2 separate regions of the Homo sapiens genome follow, and region 2 is linked to region 1. The links are chromatin loops, found by intact Hi-C in ENCODE. Cell type or tissue: A673. All regions are shown on one strand.

What was found. Hi-C counts contacts between places; a loop is a spot of excess contacts. Peaks named below come from ENCODE experiments on the same cell type or tissue, not always from the same donor. Only the 100,000 strongest peaks of a DNase experiment are listed, where the experiment ranks them.
Region 2: it touches region 1 in a loop (4-fold over the local background); 1 of 110 quality-filtered maps calls a loop at or near these places.

Annotation. Positions count from the first base shown.
Region 1 is chr3:177,067,836-177,072,835 of GRCh38, forward strand. All of the region lies in intron 2 of TBL1XR1 (TBL1X/Y related 1), which reads right to left. Among named protein-coding and RNA genes, the nearest start is that of TBL1XR1-AS1, 33 kb to the left of the region's middle. In A673, no CTCF peak of the experiment used is centred here; DNase peaks (open chromatin) are centred at 1,986, 2,086, 2,356, 3,056 and 2 weaker places; H3K27ac peaks cover 5,000 bases.
Region 2 is chr3:177,441,354-177,446,353 of GRCh38, forward strand. LINC00578 (long intergenic non-protein coding RNA 578) reads left to right here and starts at 568. Exons shown (of 4, transcript NR_047568.1): 1 at 568-757. RefSeq lists an enhancer at 466-595. In A673, no CTCF peak of the experiment used is centred here; a DNase peak (open chromatin) is centred at 2,328; H3K27ac peaks cover 88 bases.

The DNA.
Region 1 (5,000 bases):
ACTTGTCCATTATGGTTTATTTATATAGCCAAATGAACGCTCTAGGATGTGATGTAGTCTTCCCCTGCCCGCATGAGTACTAAATACTAGGAATCAGATCTCAAAGAGTACACAAGAAGACTTACCACTATAGTTCCTCCATTCTGGTATCTTTTAGAACAACTGTCTTTAAACTAGGTCACAAAACAGCACTGAGACACTCATCCAGTCTTTACACTTCACCACCCAGGTATCAGGCCTGATGAAGAGTATATCATGCATAAATGAAGTCCTGCCCTCAAAGAGCTTATGGCTTATTAAATAAACAGGATATTCAAAATAGACACTTCCTAAATTCACAAAGGATTTATTTGTATATTCTACCTGATCATATTTACTCATTCTTAAATATTAACTGAGATCCTCCCAAAAATTAGATCTTTGTAACTTTCCTCCTCTCAGAAATCACTTGTATACTCATAAAAGCTTTTATTTAAAATTCCAATCACTTATAGGCAATCAACTACTTAATTCAAACCATAGCTATATTAATGTAGCCAAAAGCAAATCCAAAATTAGTCTTAATATTTAGCCAATTGGTGGCTATATTCAAAAGTTCGCTTAATATTGTAAATGTTCACCATGAAATATCATTTTACTGCATAACTTTGTAGCCAATAATTCAGCAAATATTACAAAAACACAGGACTAGTGAGGCAATCCAGCTACGACTATTCAGTGAGCTGAATATGTACAGCATTTTCAGCATCACAAAACTCAGTTCAGCATATACTCGCTGGACAACTACTGCTCCAAATATTTAATCCTCTCCTAGTTCTCCTACACATCAAAGTACTACTTTAAATGTCACCCTCAATCAAGACAGACAGCATATTCTTTTCTGATTCCATTCTTGAAGCCAGGGCCCAACTGTGATCCTCGATTACATAATTTTAAATCTAGATGACTGAAAAAAACAGTGAAAGAGTTATGGACACAAAGAAAGAAATAAGATTATCTTCTTAAATCTCCTAGCTATAGCACATTTTTAAGAGATCTGGACACTCTTTGCATGATCTAAAGTCAAATGTGTAATCGAAATTACTTTATCTTACAAACATAACTTAGTCCAAAACTAAAGTATAATTATAACTTAGATGTGACGAACTTAAATTACTTTTCCTTCTCTCTTTCATTGGAATCCAGAGCTCGGATGTAAATTAAAAATAACATCTTGGATGGCCTATATGATTTTAGACAAGTGATGCAAATTTTCTGGGTCTCTGTGTCATCTATAAAATGAGAAAATGGAATCAGACAGTCTCCTCTACTTCTAAACTTCAAAGACGTGAGTCAGTATATGTCACAGAGTTGTATATAGGAACCTTGCAAGCTACCTGAGAGTATGAGGTCATAAAGCAATTTTTAAGAAAGCATTTTTATAGGCCTAAAAAATGTATTAGAAGACCAAAATCAGGGTCAGATCTCAGACAGACATCTCCAGGAATCAGGAAAAGGGAAAACAATAAGCTCATCTCATTAAGAAATATTTCAGTACCTACTGCACATGATGTTTATTAAGACTTATCAACCTTTATAAACACCAACATATAAAGACATAAAAAAAACAGTACACCAGCTGGGCATGGTGGCTTACACTTATAATCCCAGCACTTTGGGAGGCCAAGGCAGGCAGATCACCTGAGGTCAGGAGTTTGACACCAGCCTGATCAACATGGTGAAACCCCATCTCTACAAAAAAAAATACAAAAAAATTACCCAGGCATGGTGGCGCAGGCCTGTAATCTCAGCTACTCGGGAGGCTGAAGAATGAGAATTGCTTGAACCCGGGAGGTGGAGGTTACAGTGAGCCGAGATCGCACCACTGCAGTCCAGCCTGGGCAACAGAGGAAAACTCTGACGAAAGAAAAGAAAGAAAGGAAAGGAAAGAAAGGAAGGAAAGGAAGGAAAAGGAAGGAAAGGAAGGAAGGAAGGAAGGAAGGAAGGAAGGAAGGAAGGAAGGAAGGAAGGAAGGAAGGAAAAACAACACACCAAATCAATTATTCATTAGTTAACTGAGACTTCTAGTATCAAACTGGTTTCAACTGTGATCTAAGCCAGGGATCTGCAAACTACAGCCTGTATGTCAAATTCAACCTGTCACCTATATTTGTATAGCCCACAGGTAAGAATGGTTTTCACAAAATGCTTTTTTAAAAAACAGAATATTTGTTGTTTATTTGATGATAGGGAACACTGACTCATAATCTCAATTAAGCAATTTTTTAAAAGTCTCAGCAAAGCTCTTGAGGCTTGAAAGCAGTAAACTAGCATCCATTATATGATGAGTCACTTTGATTTAAGTCCAAGAGTCATTAGCTACAAATTTATTTCTTTTTATACCCAAAAGACCTCTGATGAGCTGCCTCATTGCCCACAGACATTGACTTCAACTTCCTAAATGTATAAAAGTGATTATTTACACAGATTATAACTAAGATCCTTCTAAAACATAAAAATACATATCCTAGGAAATAATAAATATGTATGGAATAACTGAATAAATTACAGTCAAGGTATATCAACAGGGGAACAAAGAAGGACAAGAAATGAAAATGCTAAGAGATAAGAAGATAGGTCATACTTCTGGTACATATTTTCAATAACTAAGCAGTAATCAGTCACAGAACTTAAGGTAAAGCAATGTCAGTCTGGCAAAGAATTAGAAAGTCAGACACGAAAAATAAAAATTGGCCAGGTGCGGTGGCTCACATCTGTAATCCTAGCACTTTGGGGGGCCGAGGCGGGTGGATCACCTGAGGTCAGGAGTTCAGGGCCAGCCTGGCCAACGTGGCGAAACCCCATCTCTACTAAAATACAAAAATTAGCCAGCATGAGGCAGGTGCCTGTAATCCCAGTTACTCAGGACGCTGAGATGGGAGAATCGCTTGAACCCAGGAGACGGTAGCTGCAGTGAGCTGAGATTGCACCACTGCACTCCAGCCTGGGCAGCTAAGCAAGACTCCGTCTCAAAAAAAAAATAAATAAATAAATAAAAATAAACTAAAATCAAGATCTGTCAAAATCTGTCTGACTAGCATAAAATACTGAGTGTGTCTGAATAGGAATCTGTATTACAATAGAAAGCTAATGAGACTTTATCAACTAAAACTAACTACTTATTCTAGCTTTGGAACAGACATGTTCTGAGAATCTGTTTTTTTTTTTTTTTTTGAGACAGAGTTTTGCTCTGTTGCCCAGGCTAGAGTGTGGTGGTGCGATCTCGGCTCACTGCAAGCTCCGCCTCCCAGGTTCACGCCATTCTACTGCCTTAGCCTCCCGAGCAGCTGGGACTATAGGCACCCGCCACCGTGCCCGGCTAATTTTTTGTATTTTCAGTAGAGACGGGGTTTCATCTAAGAATCTCAAAGAGTGGAACACATGCTAAAGCTTTACAAGGACAGTTAATCACCTGAATAGATAGGAACTCTGCTTAAAACTCAAATATTATAGGAAGAACAAAGAGAAAAGGAGGCCAGGGTAATAAATACTACCCACAGTAATGTTTATGAAACACTGTATTAGAAGAAGATGTGGTTATTCCTTGGTTCCTCATGAGGGAAAAAAATCCTACGTAACTCAGACTAGTAAGTAAATCAAAACTTGTGTCCATGGATTGGTTATACTCAGTCAATTCTCTGGAAGGGCTAGAGTAAAAATGTCCAAAAGATTGTTCAGGAAGCAGAAATATGTGATTGATAACAGCCCAAGTATCAAAGTATAGTTTTAAAAAAAAACTGTGAAGAGATCAACATCCATCCCCCACAGGGCAATAAATGCTCGCTCAAATCGAGTGAAGACGATGCAAACTAAATTTAGTACTCAGCTAATAGATTGACACATACAGATGTGCACTCACACACAACCCAGCTACTAGTAAACCCAGAAGAAAAAGGGAAAAGTATATGGAGTAAAGATAACTGACATAAATTGGAGAAGGCTTCCAACTTTTATTGAAAACTAGGAGAAATCCACCATGAAAGTCTCATAGGTCAATTTCACAGGATGAGAGAAAACAGTTGGCAGTACTGTCATATAAAATGTACTATTTAAAAAACAGGCAAACAAAAAAGCCCCCAGGGCACATGGGCTGGGGAGAAGAGAAGTACATCACTCCATAACCACACTGAGGCCCTACCGTGTACATTCCTTATATGTGCCCTACCCAGTCAAGTTACAGATTCTAACTGCAAAGTTAACTCTTAATATTTCTTAATAGAATAGTACCTTCTTAGAAGATTCTTTCTTAAAAGACACACAGCAATGTACTTCACTGTTAAGGCTGTTCAAGGTGTTCAAAACTTAAAATCAGATACGGTATTCTATTATACTAATGACAAAATGTGATCAACTTTTTATTTAGCATAGTAATTGGGATCCGTAGACCCCTGGAGTTCCCAAGACTTTTTAAGGGAACTGTGAGGTCAAAATTACTTTTATGGTATTACTAAGATATTACTTGCATTTTTCACTCCATTGGCATTTGCACCAATGTTACAAAGCGATAGTGGGTAAAACTGCTCACACCTTAGTATTACGAATCAAGACCTGATGGTATTACTAGTAGTCATTGTATTTTTTCACCACTATGCACTCAAAAAAAAAAAAAAAATTCCCTGAAGAATATCCTTGAATGAAACAGAAAAGGTGATATTATGAAAATCTTAAATGTTCAAATACACATCTTTTTAATATGCTGTGTGTGTAACAAAGTGCTAAGTAACAGAGTTACTTCCGTTGCATACTAAAATGATGGTTGTCTCAAAAAACAGGACTGCAATGGTTTGAATTGCAAGTTACACTAGCCACTTTTTTCATGGAACAGCGTTTATACTTCAAAGAAGAAATGACAATATAGTTATTCAGACTGGGGATTTGGCAGACATTTTCCTGCAAATGAATGAAATGGCCAGGCGCAGTGGCTCACGCCTGTAATCCCAACACTTTGAGAAGCCGAGGCG
Region 2 (5,000 bases), 370 kb after region 1:
CAGAGGCCTTTGTCTATACTGAAGACTTACAAAGGAGAGTGAGATGTATTTATTTGAGATGATGGCCACAAAGCCCATGTGGCTTGCATTTGATAGAATGATAATGGAGTAGCATTCTTAAGCCTGTGATTAATTGCAACAAGCCTTGGAAAGCTACTTGAAAAACTATGCTTTGTTTATAGTATTTATTTCTTTGATTCAAGAATTGTTCCAGTTGCAAAACTCTCCTAGGGCACATGTTCAAATGATTAATATATTATTTATATGGAAAATAACCTAGAATAACAACTAAACTAAAAGCAAATAGTTGCCTTAGTACCAACCTATGGCACAAGACCAATTAGGATAAAAAGAAGATGAGATCCCCTTCTTGGCTTTGTGTTCATACATGGTGAGGTATCCTCAGAACTATGTGTGATGGTACCCCTCTGGAGGCTGAGATAGAAAGTTCCTTAATGATGGAGACTAACAATCTTTAGCAGCAAAGGAAGAGACTGGGCGTTTTATACATATATGGTCATGATTTGGAGACTTGTGAGGAAGGCCAAAGTGGATTGGCTGTGGTCTCGGTGTAGCACGATGGAATCTGGTGGCTTAAACCTAGCTGTCCACATTTCACTATCTGAAGAGCAGAAAATGTGTTAATAGGAGCCTGGTGAGTGGAGGAGACTGAAGATGGAGAGAGAGCCTGGACCTCAACATGAGCATCTGGAGCCATTTGGCAGCATTAGGCTGTGACCGCTTAGAGAACCGAAAGGTAAGATCCTCCGATTAGTTCCTCTTTTTCTGAGTTTATGTTTGCAAAGCACTTTCTAACTATAAAAGTTTCCTATTTCAGTTTTCAAATAGGGAGAATCTGCACTGACCAATGTTTGGTGTGTTCATCAACTTGGTTATAGTTGTCAGTGTAAATTAACTCACTGTCTGGATAGAGGGGAGAATGAAATGACTTATTCTGTGCCAAAGAGAGACAGAGTGAAAAACAGACTTCAGAAGGCTTGAAACTCAGGCCTGTTCTCTGTCTCTAACATGCTTTCATTAGCCTGTAGAAGCTTGAGAGACGCACAGACACATCTTGCAACATCTTCTGGCTTCTCGATGTGCATTTATGTGAGTGTGGGAGCCATGCGTGTGTGTATGCTGGGAGAGGAACCCCCATCTCCTCCTCCCCGGCAATGTCCCCGCTCTCTTTAGATCCTTATGAGTTGACTCAGTTCCCATGGATGGATGCTGTGTGCAGAAGCGGGCCACTGGCCCTGGGCTCCACAGCTGGCTTCAAGCTCTGATCTCTGTGTTCATTTCTCTCTGTAATCTCAGTCCCAGCAGACCTCTCATCTTCCTGGGTGATTGAGTGTAGATTCTAGTTTTATTCTTTTAACATTTTTATTTACTGATGAAGGAAAATCCTAATTTATTTTCTATTGGGAAAAAAAATATGGACCAACCCCATAAAACCAGAACATTGGCAACTACTGCCATTTTGAATCCCAGTTCTACAGAGTTTGGAGATTTATTAAATTTTTCTAGTTAAAAGAGACCTTAGAGACCTTCGAGTCCACATGAGAACAAAAGAAATATATTTTATATTGCAAAATGCACACACATCCACCCACCAACACAAACAAATATTCATACAGACACACACAACTGAAAAGTTTTTTTCTTTTTGAGATGGAGTCTCACTCTTTCACCCAGGCTGTAGTGCCGTGGTGAGATCTTGGCTCACTGCAAGCTCCGCCTCCCGGATTCAGGCCATTCTCCTGCCTCAGCCTCCCGTGTAGCTGGGACTACAGGCGCCCACCACCACACCCAGCTAATTTTGTTTTTGTATTTTTAGTGGAGACAGGGTTTCACTGTGTTAGCCAGGATGGTCTCGATCTCCTGACCTCGTGATCCACCCGCCTCAGCATCCCAAAGTGCTGGGATTATAGGCATGAGCCTCCGCACCTGGCCAATAAAAGTTTTTAATGAAATAAACTGCTTACTGTATGGGGTTTATATTGATATTTTCTATTCTATTTCATGAAAACTACTACTGGTCACTAACCAATTAAGTTGGTTTTAGAGTCACCTAATTGTGTGTCTGTGGGGTGGGCTTGCTGTGTTTAACACTTAACCTCTGCTTCAGTCCATCTCCTAATTCCTGTCTTCTTCCAATTGTAGGGGCAGGGACCAAATGGGACTTATCCACCTTATCTGTCACTGAACTGGGGCGTTATGATGACTAATGCAGAAGGAACACAAAGTAAGCTAGGAAGGCTGGCATGAAAACAGAGAAATGTAATAAGTGCCTGAGAGCAGAAACAAACCTGGTAGGCAGTAATGCAGCCTCAGGCAGGGCTGGCAAGAATGTTTTGAGTATCCTTTAGAGATCTTCAATGCTGTCAGTTTTCTACGTGTCACTGAGCTCCAATTCCCTTATCCGGGGCACAGTAGAACCTCCTCTGAGAGAAACTAATGTTGCTGACTGAAGGTCATGGCCAAAATCATGGTGTGCACACACCCCCAGGGTCACATTCTTTCTGATTCAGTGATAATTATACTAAAATAATAATAGAAATAACTGCCATCATTTCTTTCTTTCTTTTTCTTTCTTTCTTTCCTTCCTTCCTTCCTTCCTTCCTTCCTTCCTTCCTTCCTTTCTTTCCTTCTTTCGTTCTTTCTTTCTTTTTTTGAGACGGAGTCTCACTCTGTCACCCAAGCTGGAGTGCAGTGGCACAATCTCGGCTCACTGCAAGCTCCGCCTCCTGGGTTCACGCCATTCTCCTGCCTCAGCCTCCCGAGTAGCTGGGACTACAGGCACCCACCACCACACCCTGCTAATTTTTTTTTGTATTTTTAGTAGAGATGGGGTTTCACCGTGTTAGCCAGGATGGTCTCGATCTCCTGACCTCATGATCCGCCTGCCTTGGCCTCCCAAAGTGCTGGGATTACAGGTTTAACATCATTTCTTAGTGATTATTATGTACCAACATGTTATGTACATTATCTTATTTAATTTTTGTATGAATCTTATGAAGTAGGCAATATTTCACTCATATTACAAATGAAGAAATGGAGACTTGTGGCAGGGCCCGGTGGCTCACACCTGTAATCCCAGCACTTTGGGAGGCCGAGGCAGGCGGATCACCTGAGGTCAGGAGTTTGAGACCAGCCTGACTAACATGGTGAAGCCCCATCTCTACCAAAAATACAAAAATTAGCCAGGCGTGGTGGCACACACCTGTAGTCCCAGCTACTCAGGAGGCTGAAACAGGAGAATCACTTGAACCTGGGAGGCGGAGGTTGCAGTGAGTTGAGATCGTGCCATTGCACTCTAGCCTGGGAGACACAGCAAGACTCTGTCTCAAAAAAAAAAGAAAAAAAAATGGAGACTTGGAAAGATTAGATAAGTGATTTGCTGAATGTCACACAACTAGTAAGTGGCAGAGGTAGGATTTGAACTTCAGTCTGCCTCCTTTGTTGTGTCTATTCAACCGCAATACATACATTGTATTGTGTATGTATGAAAGTGTTCAGATGACCTTTAGATTTGAGGAAACACTTTCATTAGGAAGTTGTACCTCCCCTCATTGCAGAATTGCCAGTGTTTTCTGGAGATCTGCTGCCAAAATGGGTTCTTATATCCTGCTGTTCCAGAGACATGTATAGAAACCAGACTAAACACAATAACCTTTCTTTCAAAGAATGTTTTCTGAAGATAGTAGACAAAGTTTAAAAATTCTCCCAATTGAAAACACTGGTATTTCTTTCTTTCTTTTTTTTATTTAGATGGAGTCTCGCTCTGTCGCCAGGCTGGAGTGCAGTGGCGTGATCTCGGCTCACTGCAACCTCTGCCTCCCGGGTTCAAGTGATTCTCCTGCCTCAGCCTCCTGAGTAGCTGGGATTACCGGCACCTGCCACCACACCCAGCTAATTTTTGTATTTTTGGTAGAGACGGGGTTTCACCATGTTGGCCAGGATGGTCTCCATCTCCTGACCTCGTGACCCGCCTACCTCAGCCTCCCAAAGTGATGGGATTATGGGCGTGAACCACTGTGCCTGGCTACACTGGTATTTCTATGTGTGTGCTACCAGCAAAGACTAGACACAAGCTAATGTTTATAGGGGGCAAAAATCCATGTGTTATATGTATGCTTGCACTTCTATTTTCAGAAGATTCTATGGGAGAAAGTTCTTTAGTAAATCAGATCAAAATGTAAACAAAACCTAGTTTGCATGTTGGAAAATGTAAAATGGGAAATTAAAACATAATTGTGAAAGGCAGACAGACTTTTATTTACTTAGTACCATATTATAATCACAGTGATTTAGGCCACAGGCTTTACTTGAATAAAACAAAACCTTGGGATTATAAGTATAAATGTGAGTCCAATGCTTTAATTTGCTAATTATGCTTCCTGGTGATAGAGGGAGGCTTATCATCTGTGTGGGTGGGGTTTTATTATGTTATTTTATTGACATGAGAAGAAGAGGCTATAAAAATGGTGCAATATTCCCACTTAGTACACAGATTTTTTTAAGCCTGAAGTTAGTAATTATGAATAAAATTAAAATCCATTGCATATTAGTTGTAGAAAATAATATATAAACTTAATTACATCTTCTAGGTAGCAATTATTTATTCTATACTAGTCATCACTAGAGAAACAAAATACATAACAAAGAGGTATTTATGAAAAGGATAGAAGGAGAATTATAGGGCTGTAGAGCTGGGGTATAGTATCTTAAAGATGACATTGTTGTTGTTTTTTGGATAGGAAAATAGAGTCTGAGAGTGCTTAGGTAGCTTGTATAGGTCACACAATGAGCAGTGGCACAGCCCAGGGTAGAGAAGCCACGACTCCTTATTGCCCAGGCTGGCGAGTTCCTCAGTGAGTTGTTATTCAGTGCAGCAATTAGCTTGGGCAGACTCTGGACTGTAAAGCAGGAAGGGGCCTTGATAATAGCAATCGAGAGACCAAAAAGCCAACTCACAAGTCTTTCCTGAAGGAATAACA